Linked DNA regions of Homo sapiens: region 2 is linked to region 1. The links are chromatin loops, found by intact Hi-C in ENCODE. Cell type or tissue: gastrocnemius medialis. All regions are shown on one strand. Links, peaks and the distances in the headings refer to the core of each region. The heading gives the core; the rest is flanking DNA.

Region 1 (5,304 bases), core at 237-5,236:
TAGAGAGGCAGTCTGTCTACAGTGGCTTTGCGGAGCTGTGGTGGGCTCCGCCCAGTTCGAACTTCCTGGAGGCTTTGTTTACACTGTGAGGGGAAAACCACCTACTCAAGCCTCAGTAATGGCAGACTCCCCTCCCCCACCAAGCTTGAGCATGCCAGGTCGACTTTGGACTGCTATGCTCACAGCGAGAATTTCAAGCCAGTGGATCTTAGCTTGCTGGGCTCCGTGGGAGTGGGATCTGCTGAGCTAGACCACTTGGCTCCCTGGCTTCAGCCTCCTTTCCAGGAGTGTGAACAGTTCTGTCTCGCTGGCATTCCGGGCACCACTGGGGTATGAAAAAAACACTCCTGCAGCTAGCTGGGTGTCTGCTGAAATGGCCCCCCAGTTTTGTGCTTGAAACCCATGGCTTTGGTGGTGTGGGCGCCTGAGGGAATCTCCTGGTCTGCGGGTTGCAAAGACCGTGGGAAAAGTGTAGTATCTGGGCCAGAGTATACTGTTCCTCATGGCACAGTCCCACACTCCCCCTTCCCTTGGCTAGGGGAGGGATTTCACTGATCCCTTGTGCTTCCCAAGTGAGGTGACGCCCCAGTCTGCTTCTGCTTGCCCTCCGTGGGCTGTACCCACTGTCTAACAAGTCCCAATGAGATGAGATGGGTACCTCAATTGGAAATGCAGAAATCACCCACTTTCTGTGTCGATCTCACTGGGAGCTGCAGACCAGAGCTGTTCCTATTTGGCCATCTTGCCTAGGTCTTGTTGAATATTTTTATATAAAGGATAGTTCTACAATAAATTTAACTTGACTCTAAATGTCATCCTAAATATAATATTTTTTAAAAAGCGAATTGTAATGTGTGTTTGGAATAGAGGAGACCTATTATAAACCCATTAATGGAATCATTTGTTATCACAGCCAAAAAATTAAAAAGATCTCAAATCCTTACTGGAATCACACTATGTTATACATTGCAGCAGTGAAAAATCAATGTATTTTGGCAATGTATTCGTCAATATCAATACATATCACAAATATGTTGAACAAAATAAAAACTTGCAGAAATAGATATATAATATAATTCCTATTAAAGTTCAAATATATTTTTTAAAGTGCCAAATTTAAATAATATTGTTTACAGGGAAAGAAATAAGCCAACTGGGGAAAGATTGATACAAATCCTTGAAGGATAATCTTAATCAGTCACTTTAACTAATCAGTCCAGTCCTTCATTCATAAATTTAAACAAAGATCACTATATATTTAAGGAATACTAACCATGTTAAAGACACACACCCACATGAACTAGCAGAACTGACTTCAGAAGAAACAGAGATAATGTAAGGAATGAAATAATTTTAAAATTAATATTCTCAGAAACACCTAAGGGTTCACATAAACTGTTATTAAAAATTCATAGGCTTAAAACTGTTTTTTTTGGAAATTGAAGATATATTTGGCAAAACCACAAATTTAGTAGAGAGGATGAATACTAAGATGAATATGGCTAAATAATCATAACTAATATAATAATAACTAAAGTCCTTTCCCTTTCCTAAAAAAGGATGTTATAGATACTGATTAACTGTCAATGGTCATTGAAAATCTATATTTAAATGTCAAATTTAATATTATCATTGGTGAGTTGCCATTTTGATAGATATTATTTCTGCTTAGTGCTATTATTATATGTAAAGTGTGTTCTGTCTTCTTATGAATTTCAACTCCAAATCTAATTATCTATTATTGGGCTTAAAAGATTTTTCAGTATTTTCATATTCATTATTCTCACATGGGCTTTCTTTCCTGAATATCTGGCTGGTCTCGTATGCAAGCAGCCTAAAACATGACCCAGCCCACCTCTCTCTTTGCTCTTGGCCCCAAGGTCTAAACTAGATCCTAGGCTACTGAAAGAGCTTCTTCCTGTTCCATTTCTCTTGAACTTCACCTACCCTCTGAATACTCCCTGCCTCCAGCCCTCTTCTTGTCTTAAAGGAAAGACAGCCTCCTGAAAAAGATCTCTGCTTGATCACATCTCTCACCAGGAACTGCCCTCTCTTGTATGCATTTATCATTGCGGCAACACGAACATTTGAAGAATCGTCAACAAGAAAGTGACATGAGCCACATGGCTAATTAGAAAATAAACCATGTAAGAATGGGTGACAAATTGGGCTATTACAGTAGTTCAGATGAAAATGATTAAAATTTGACCTAACACCATGGCAGTGTGGATGGAGAGAAGAGACAATATAAGAAAGAATTGAAAAGTAGAATCAGGAATTGGTGAGTGATTGGATGTTTGAATTTTGGATTTTTTTTCTTTAATGTTGACAGCTAGGAACATGATAGAATTTTTACCAAACATGGGAATAACATCGTCTGAGGAAAAGATGATGGAGTTGCCTTCCTCCAGGTAGAGATGTCCAGTCATTTGAATACACGAATCTGGATGTCAGGAGAGAATTCTGGATGGAGATATATGAGTAGGGCTCATTAGCCTTTAGGAGGTAGTGGAGGTCTGAGTGTAGGTGGAAGGGAGAAGGACTGGAGTGAGAGGAGACCACCAATGACAGAGTGAAGTAAAGAAAGAAGGCAGGCGGGTGGGAAGGGGATGGGAAAACCAGGAGAACTTGATTACAAAAAAGCCAAGAAAGGAGAGAAATCAAGAGGGAGGGAGAATGTTCAACAGTATTATTTACCCCTAAGAAGACAATTTCCCTTGAAAAGTGAAAAGAGTACATTAAGTACAGGAATTAGGCGGTCGTGGTTGTAGCCATTTCCACTGAGAGGCGAGAGTTTAAGTTGGATGGCACTGGAGCGAGAAATGAATTGAGGGGAGGAAATAGAGGAAAAAAGGATTCATAGTTTTTTCTAGAAGCTCAGCTATTAAGAGAAGGAGGCTAGTATGAAATCCAGAAGATAGCTCAGGTTTAAGAAGTGATAAACATGGAAGAGGCATGTGTGTGTGATTTTGTGCATGTATCTATATATCTATATCTATATACATATATCTACGTATCTAGAAAGAGTACACATACACAAGCACAGATGGAGAAAAAAAGACAGGCCTGGCTCTCACTGTTCCTTAATCCTATAAACACATTGCTCTGAGTACTGTAAAAGATTTCTAGAGCACCAAGCAAAAGGATGGTTCTAGAATGCCTAATTCCTGAGGGCAAGTCCAGGAAGAACAAAACCAGAAGAGCAAGAATAGAAAGGAATACTGAAAGAGGCACCTCCTTATTTTATCCAGGCAACAAACGCATGGCCTGCTTATCTATCTCTCTATCTTTCAATCAATCATCCATCTATTACCTATCAATCTATGTACTTGAATTTGAATATTGCCTACCCATTGATATCTTTGAATTTCAATCCAGAAGTGAGAAAGTTATCAAAGGGATCCTAATTAATACCTTGATATGAATTTAAAAAATCAAAGTCAGACTTTTCCTAGCAGATTACTAATTTGGCTGATTATTTCAACAATGAGCACTGGCTTTTATGATTAGGTAATAAGGAAGATATTTCCATTTATTGAATTAACTAAATATGCAGGGACAAAATTTCATTGACGTGTATAATATCAGAAAGTAAATCTTTGTGGCTAAATTCATGATGAACATTTTTAGATGTCAATTCAAAAGAGATGAAGAAGATACACAGCTTTTCAAAAGTGCATTGGGATATGTGAGCAAAATGTTGAAGACACTTGTCTAGTGAACGCTTGAAATGAGAGAGAGGGAAATTTAAAGCATCTTTCCTTAAGAAAGTGGCCTGATTTGCAAGGCTGTTTCTTCTTAAAAGGTCCTATTTTTCAGGGTCAGAAGCTGAATATTATATTTGTCTCCCACCTTGCGTCCTTCTACAACAAATCACATTCTTCCAAGGCAGAAGGGTACTTCAGGAGTAGAATATGACAGAGGTCATGTGCTCAGAAAGGCAAGAGGAAAGAAAGCACATTTATACTGTTTAATAATAGCATCTCATTATTTACACAGATCTGAATCAAACCATGGTTAGGGCAACTCTATTAATAGCACTTTGCGTGATGATGAAAAGGTATTGTTCAGATACGGCAACTACTAGCCACATGTGGCTATTCAGTGCTTGGAATGTGACTAGTAGGGCCAAATAACTGAATTTTGAGTTATATGCAGTTTTAATTAAAGTTTAGGTCAGGTGTGGTGGCTCATGTCTATAATCCCAGCACTTTGGGAGGCCGAGGCGGGTGAATAGCTGGAAGCCAGGGGTTCAAGACCCAGCCTGGCCAACATGGCAAAACCCCATCTCTACTAAAAATACAAAAATTAGCTAGGCTTGGTGGCGCATGCCTGTAATCCCAGCTACTTGGGAGGCACAAGAATCATTTGAACCCAGGAGGCTGCAGTTGTAGTGAGCAAAGATTGCTCCAGTGCACTGGGTGACAGAGCTAGACTCCATCTCAAATAGGAAATAAAAATATAAAAGTATAAATAGTTACATGTAGTTAGCGGCTATCGTTTTGGTGCCCAGGTCTGAGATATGCAAGTAAGACAGAGTTGTTTTTGTAAGCCATCTGCTATGAAAAGTTGTAAACCTCAAGAATTAAATGAGTTTGTGTGTGCTTACATGTTCATTATATAAGTTTTAGAAACTAAAGAAAAGCAAATTAAAAAAATCACCTGTAATTTTAGCACTTGGGGATAACTGATATTAAGAGCTAACAGTTTTTTTTTTTTTTCGTACCGATGACTAGTGAGTCTCTCTCTAATTCTCTCTGTATGTCTTTCCATATGCCTGTCTAATTTTCTTTGGCTATATAGTATTATATTGTATGGATATATCATAATTCATTTACATAATTAAGTTTCCAGTGTTAAGGAACAGTGAGGTTGAGTGAAACAAAAATTTCATTTGAAGCCGGGCAAAGTGGCTCACACCTGTGACCCCAGAACTTGAGAGGCCAAGTGGGGAGGATTGCTTCAACTCAGGATTTTGAGGTCAGCTGGGGGAGCATAGGGAGACTCCTCTACAACAATTTTTTTTTTTTTTAATGCACATGCCTGTAGTCCCAGCTACTCTGGAGACTGAGGTGGGAGGATTGCTTGAGCCTGGGAGGTTGAGGCTTCAGTGAGGCGTGATTGCGCCACTGCACTCAAGCCTGGGCAACAAAGCAAGACCCTGTCTCAAAAAAAATTTCTTTTAAGCCTTTCTAGAATGTTCTTTCACACAGGGAGAGAAAATAGTTACTGCTGACCCTTTGGTAAAAATTTTAGCATAGCTCCCCATATATTTGTTTTATCAGTAACTTTATATCATAGGTT
Region 2 (5,304 bases), core at 251-5,250, 47 kb before region 1:
CAAATGCACAAGCTCGTGCTATGGAGGAGGGAGTTTGGCAGCTGGTATGGAATTTCCACGAGCTGTGCTAAGCCTATTATATGTTATCTATTTATATATAGAAATATACATTTTTATATTGGTATTTTTTATATTTATATATTATATGTAATATATTTAAACTTTTAAATTTATATATAAACATAATGTAGAATATTTTATATATTTAAAAATACATTTTAAAATTATACAATAGATAATGGGCAGTAGATAATGAATAAATTTATAAAATAGACAATGTTTACCTTATCTATTATATATATAATCTATTTGTATACATAATTATATATATATACACAATAGATAATGGAAATATAATGCTTAATAAATGGAAATAAACATAATTTAAGGTGTCTTCCCTTAAAACATTGGTACTATGTTTGAAGCAGGGATCAAAGGCTTGTCTATTACCAGCACCTTTTACAAAAATGAACAGCCTTCTTGCTTTTGTGTGTGATGCGCTACTTTAGTGCTGATGCCAGAACTCTTATCAGCCAGCTGAATAGCAGTAGTGGTAATATGCACTACTCCTTAGAAGATTTTCAAAGCAGAAATGACCAGTGGACATTGTCTAAGAGTTCCTGCAGTGAATTCTGATTTTAATCTCCTGGCAGGTCTGGTTTACTGATCATTCTTTTTTATTTTTAATCTTTTGGGTTTTGTTTTTTAATCCTGAAGGAGCATCTCACTACTACTCTTTACATGTAGCGATTCACCAAGAAGACATTGGTTTGCAAGACTCTGCGTTCAGCCAGGATTTTGCTCACCACAGTGAAGCTTGCTTTCTTCTTCGTCCTGCCCATCCCATTCATTTGCAGGTCCTGCTGGAATTGCCTCTCTTTTCCCAATCCCACGGCCCTCAAACCACCTACTCTAGGTTCCAGTATGGATTGCGGTGCTGCTTCCTGCACGTTTTCCTTTTCTCTGAGTTCTCCCTATTCCGGACTGTTCTATGCACATCTGTAGGAATAATTTTCAGACGTGCTTTGCATTATGCAATACCCTGTTCAAGAACTGGGGGAACCATCTCTTAGCTCTGTGTACATCTTGCATTCCTCAGTCAGCCTCTCAAGGCTGTCCCCATGACTCTTTAATAGATGAATACCACCTGATGTTAAAGCTGTTTAAAGGAGACAGCCTGCCTTTAAATGTTGAATCTTAATTGGAACAATGTTTTATGATGCTCTGTACAGCTTTTCCATGCTTCGGCTCTACCTGATTCATTTAACAAATTCTAGCCCACTCAGAGACATGTTTTCCAGTTCATGGATTCGTAACTACTTAGTGCATTTCTATGGGAATGCGGTGTTCCTTAACCTTTCTCTGGCATTGCATCTTTGTAGGGAGGAAATCAAACAGCTACAGTGATTGCGTTGTGTTCAATGAGGGATTTCAGCTTAGCTCAAGAAACCTGCCAGTTGGCCATCAGAGATGTTGGAGGCCTGGAAGTGCTGATAAATTTGCTTGAAACCGATGAAGTCAAATGTAAGGTGAGTGGCTCTGTCACCTTGGATGCGGAGTCTTGTTCCCACCTTCCTGGGCTCTCTTCTTAGCTCTAGGTTTCTGCCATGCCTCGTTGCCTGGTTCTTGTCTTTATCTGCTATTATTGCTGATGACCTGCTGATTCTGTTCACTGAGCTTTCTCTTTTTTCTACTTTTCTTCTTTTTTTGCTCTTCTCCATTCATCTCTCATGCTTCCTGAATGAGGATTGTTTACTTAAATGAAAGAGAATATGCCAGATGTGTGTAACCTCTGGGAATGGAAATGATTTCTTAAAAAACTTAACTGGGGAAGGATTTTAGGTATACTCGGAATTTTTAAAAACATAGCACGGGTTACATATTCGCCACTCATCTTTTTTTTTCTCACACAGATTGGTTCATTAAAAATACTGAAGGAAATCAGTCATAATCCTCAAATCAGACAGAATATTGTTGACCTTGGGGGCTTACCAATTATGGTGAATATACTTGATTCTCCACACAAGAGTCTAAAATGTTTGGCAGCCGAGACTATCGCGAATGTTGCCAAGTTTAAAAGAGCACGGCGGGTGGTGAGGCAGCACGGGGGTATCACCAAACTGGTGAGTAGCCGTGATGTTGTCATCGTCATCTAGTGCCAGCCGCCACTGCACACAGCTCCTTGCTGTCCTTTCTGGCCACGCTGGAAATTCCATAGCCATGAGAGCGTGTTCCAGGAGCCTTCTGTCTGTATCGCTTGCCCTTAAGAATTATTTTTGCATATTTATATTAGTGAGTGTCCAAAACAAAAACATCTTCAAACTCATTTTTTGAAGAAATAGGACAGTTTTAAAGCAGATGTAACTGTCACCACCTATTGTACGTTGTTAGGAATGCATCCAAGTATACATGCATGGGAGGTAAGAGATAGTGAGACCTGCTGCTCGGTGGAATGCTGAAAACTTTAAAACGTCAAAAGCTTTACAACTTAAAAGCTGTTGACATCTATGATGCCTTTTTTTTTTTTTTTTTTTTTTTTTTTTTTTTTTGAGACAGAGCCTCACTTCTGTGGCTCAGGCTGGAGTGCAGTGGCGCGATCTTGGCTCACTGCAACCTCCGCCTACGGGGTTCAAGCGTTCAAGCAATTTTCCTGTCTCAGCCTCCCAAGTAGCTGAGACTACAGGTGCCCGCCATCAAGCCCGGCCAATTTTTATATTTTTAGTAGAGACAGAGTTTCACTATATTGGTCAGGCTGGTCTTGAACTCCTGAGCTCAGGTAATCCGCCCACCTTGGCCTCCGAAAGTGCTGGGATTACAGGTGTGAGCCAACGCACCCAGCCTGAAAAGTATATTTAATAGCAAGGAATAAAATGTATAATATTTAATATTGTATAAAATCATGACAGGATTAAAAACTGTTATCTATGATCCCAGTTTTTAAAGATGTACCTACCATCTTTAAAAAAAACCACTAGAAATAAACACACAAATTGCTCTCAGGAGTTTTCTCTGAATTGACTGATTTTTCTGCCTGCATTTCTACATTTGCCAATTTGTCTTCTTTGTCTAAGTCTTGCTTTTGTAATCAGAAAAAATAATTTTCTCAATAGCTGGCATCAAAAGAAAAATACCAGAATCCTGCTTACCACCTTTGCCATCATTAGGAAAGATCTTTAAAAAGTCAACATGTTTTCACTTTCTTAGTAAGGATCAATAGATCTTGTGTCTCACCCAGAGCTGTTATCTTACTGTATTGTTTCCACTTCTGCACTTTAAGTGACAGGCCTTATTCATCCTAGTGTCTTTCACAGCACTTAGCCCAGTACCTTACCCGTATGAACGGTTAATAAATACCTGTTGGATAAATATGGATTTTAATGTAAATAGGTACACTGAAAAATGTGTTCAGAAATTTTCCAAAAGACATTCTGTGTTTTCACTTGTCATCTGTAAAGCACTATAAATGTATTTGTTTCAAAAATGAGATAGACTTATGGCTGGATAGATGGATGAATAGATGGTGAAATATGTAATAAAACGAATGTGGCAGAATGTTAATTAGAGACTCCAGGTGGTGGATGTAGGGAGGTTTGTGTGCAATCATTGTACAATTCTTAAAGCTTTTCTGTTCGAAAATTTTCATTAAAATGTTACAGAAAATTTAATTATTACTATGATTATCATTATTCTGCTTAAATAATGAAACAATTTGGTAGGTTGATGTGACTGTCTACTGACACTACTCCCATTAAATTATAAGAATGGATAATGTAACATAAAATATGTTTTATGCATCACATTCAGGAACCTAGTACAGTAAGTCTTCATTCAATATCATCAACAGATTCTCAAAAATTGTGACTTTAAGCAAAACAACATGTAACAAAACCAGTTTTCCTATAGACTAACTGATATAAACAAGAATTAAGTTCCTATGGCATTTTTCTGGTCACAAAAATATCACCAGACTTCTAAATGAAGACCCCAACACTTCCAACATTAAAAATTGAAATGACTGTGACCTATACGTACATTTAAGAAAGATTCATCAAAACAACTAAGACAATTATTTAACCAATTTTTGGTGAATCAACCAGTAGTGCTGGTCATAGTGGCAGTGGGTTAAATCAAGGAATAAATTTTTGCAAGGCAAAGATTGTGAGGAGCACCTGCTAACCACCATGCAATTCCAAAACAGTCACAAATGCTACGGGCTTTCTGAGCACTTCCATACTGCATCATTTATTGTTGTGCATCTGTGTTCAATCCCACGGTCTTAGAATTTTTCCCACGTTCCTATCCCACCTGCAGTCAGTACCTGGAAGCCTCCATACCCCATCCCCGTCTTTCCTGGGGCCATAACTAATTAGACCAGGAGTGTCCACCTGTCTCAAGCCAGTCCCACTGGATCTCTCTCCCAGGAACTTGGAATTGGGATTGAAAGACTCTACCTAGCCTAGGCTATTATTCCCTTATAAATTTGAGATTGGTGGTTACGGGCAGTATCTGTGGAAGTTGACCTTCAGGGACAGAAGAATGGAGTAGACGTGCATAGATGATGGCTCCCAAGCCCCAGATAGAGACAGTGAGCCTGCAAGGAAGGCTGACAGCCAATTGCAGCTCTAGGGAGGTCTGACTTCCCTTCCTCCATGGGGCAACCTGACATACTGCTTAATCCTTATAGTAAATTGCCTTTCCCTTAAGATCTTCAGTGACTTTAGTTATTGCAAAAAAAAAAAAAAAAAAAACTGGATGCTGGCAGTTGTGCTGTTTGGTTTGGTTGGTTTCAGTAGCACATGAGGCAGGCTATGTCCTCCAAAGAGATCTCATGGTTTTTTTTTTTTCTTTTTTTTGGTTCGGGGGGCAGGATCTTGCTTTGTTGCCCAGGCTGGAGTGCAGTGGTGTGATCATAACTCACTGCAGACTTGAACTCCTGGGCCCAAACAATCCTCCCACCTCAGCCTCCTGAGTAGCTGGGACTACACACATGCACCACCACATCCAGCTTTTTTTTTTTTTTTCCAGTGGAAACAGGATCTTGCTATGTTGTTCAGGCTGGTCTCTAATTCCTGGCCTCAAGTGATCCTCCCACCTCGAGCTCCTAAAGTGTTGTGATTACAGGCGTGAGCCAGTGTTCCTGGACAGGTCTTGTGGCTTTAAGGTGTATAGTCCATTCAGTTCTCCTTAGAAAGTGCTAATGGTTTTAGGGAAGCTAGTTTTCTGAGATGTTTGGGCTGAGGATGTGGTTTACAAATATGATTGATGTAAATATTAGAGCCATGTTAAGAAAATACTATCTTGGTG

Evidence for each region. Peaks named below come from ENCODE experiments on the same cell type or tissue, not always from the same donor. Only the 100,000 strongest peaks of a DNase experiment are listed, where the experiment ranks them.
Region 2: a loop joins it to region 1, with 5 times the contacts of the local background. A loop is called at or near these places in 1 of 110 quality-filtered maps.

Annotation. Positions count from the first base shown.
Region 1 is chr10:27,894,459-27,899,762 of GRCh38, reverse strand. All of the region lies in intron 17 of ODAD2 (outer dynein arm docking complex subunit 2), which reads left to right. Among named protein-coding and RNA genes, the nearest start is that of ODAD2, 100 kb to the left of the region's middle. In gastrocnemius medialis, for the core only: no CTCF peak of the experiment used is centred there; no DNase peak of the experiment used is centred there.
Region 2 is chr10:27,941,041-27,946,344 of GRCh38, reverse strand. ODAD2 (outer dynein arm docking complex subunit 2) reads left to right here. Exons shown (of 20, transcript NM_018076.5): 11 at 1,383-1,529; 12 at 1,914-2,123. Among named protein-coding and RNA genes, the nearest start is that of ODAD2, 55 kb to the left of the region's middle. In gastrocnemius medialis, for the core only: no CTCF peak of the experiment used is centred there; a DNase peak (open chromatin) is centred at 2,160; H3K27me3 peaks cover 273 bases.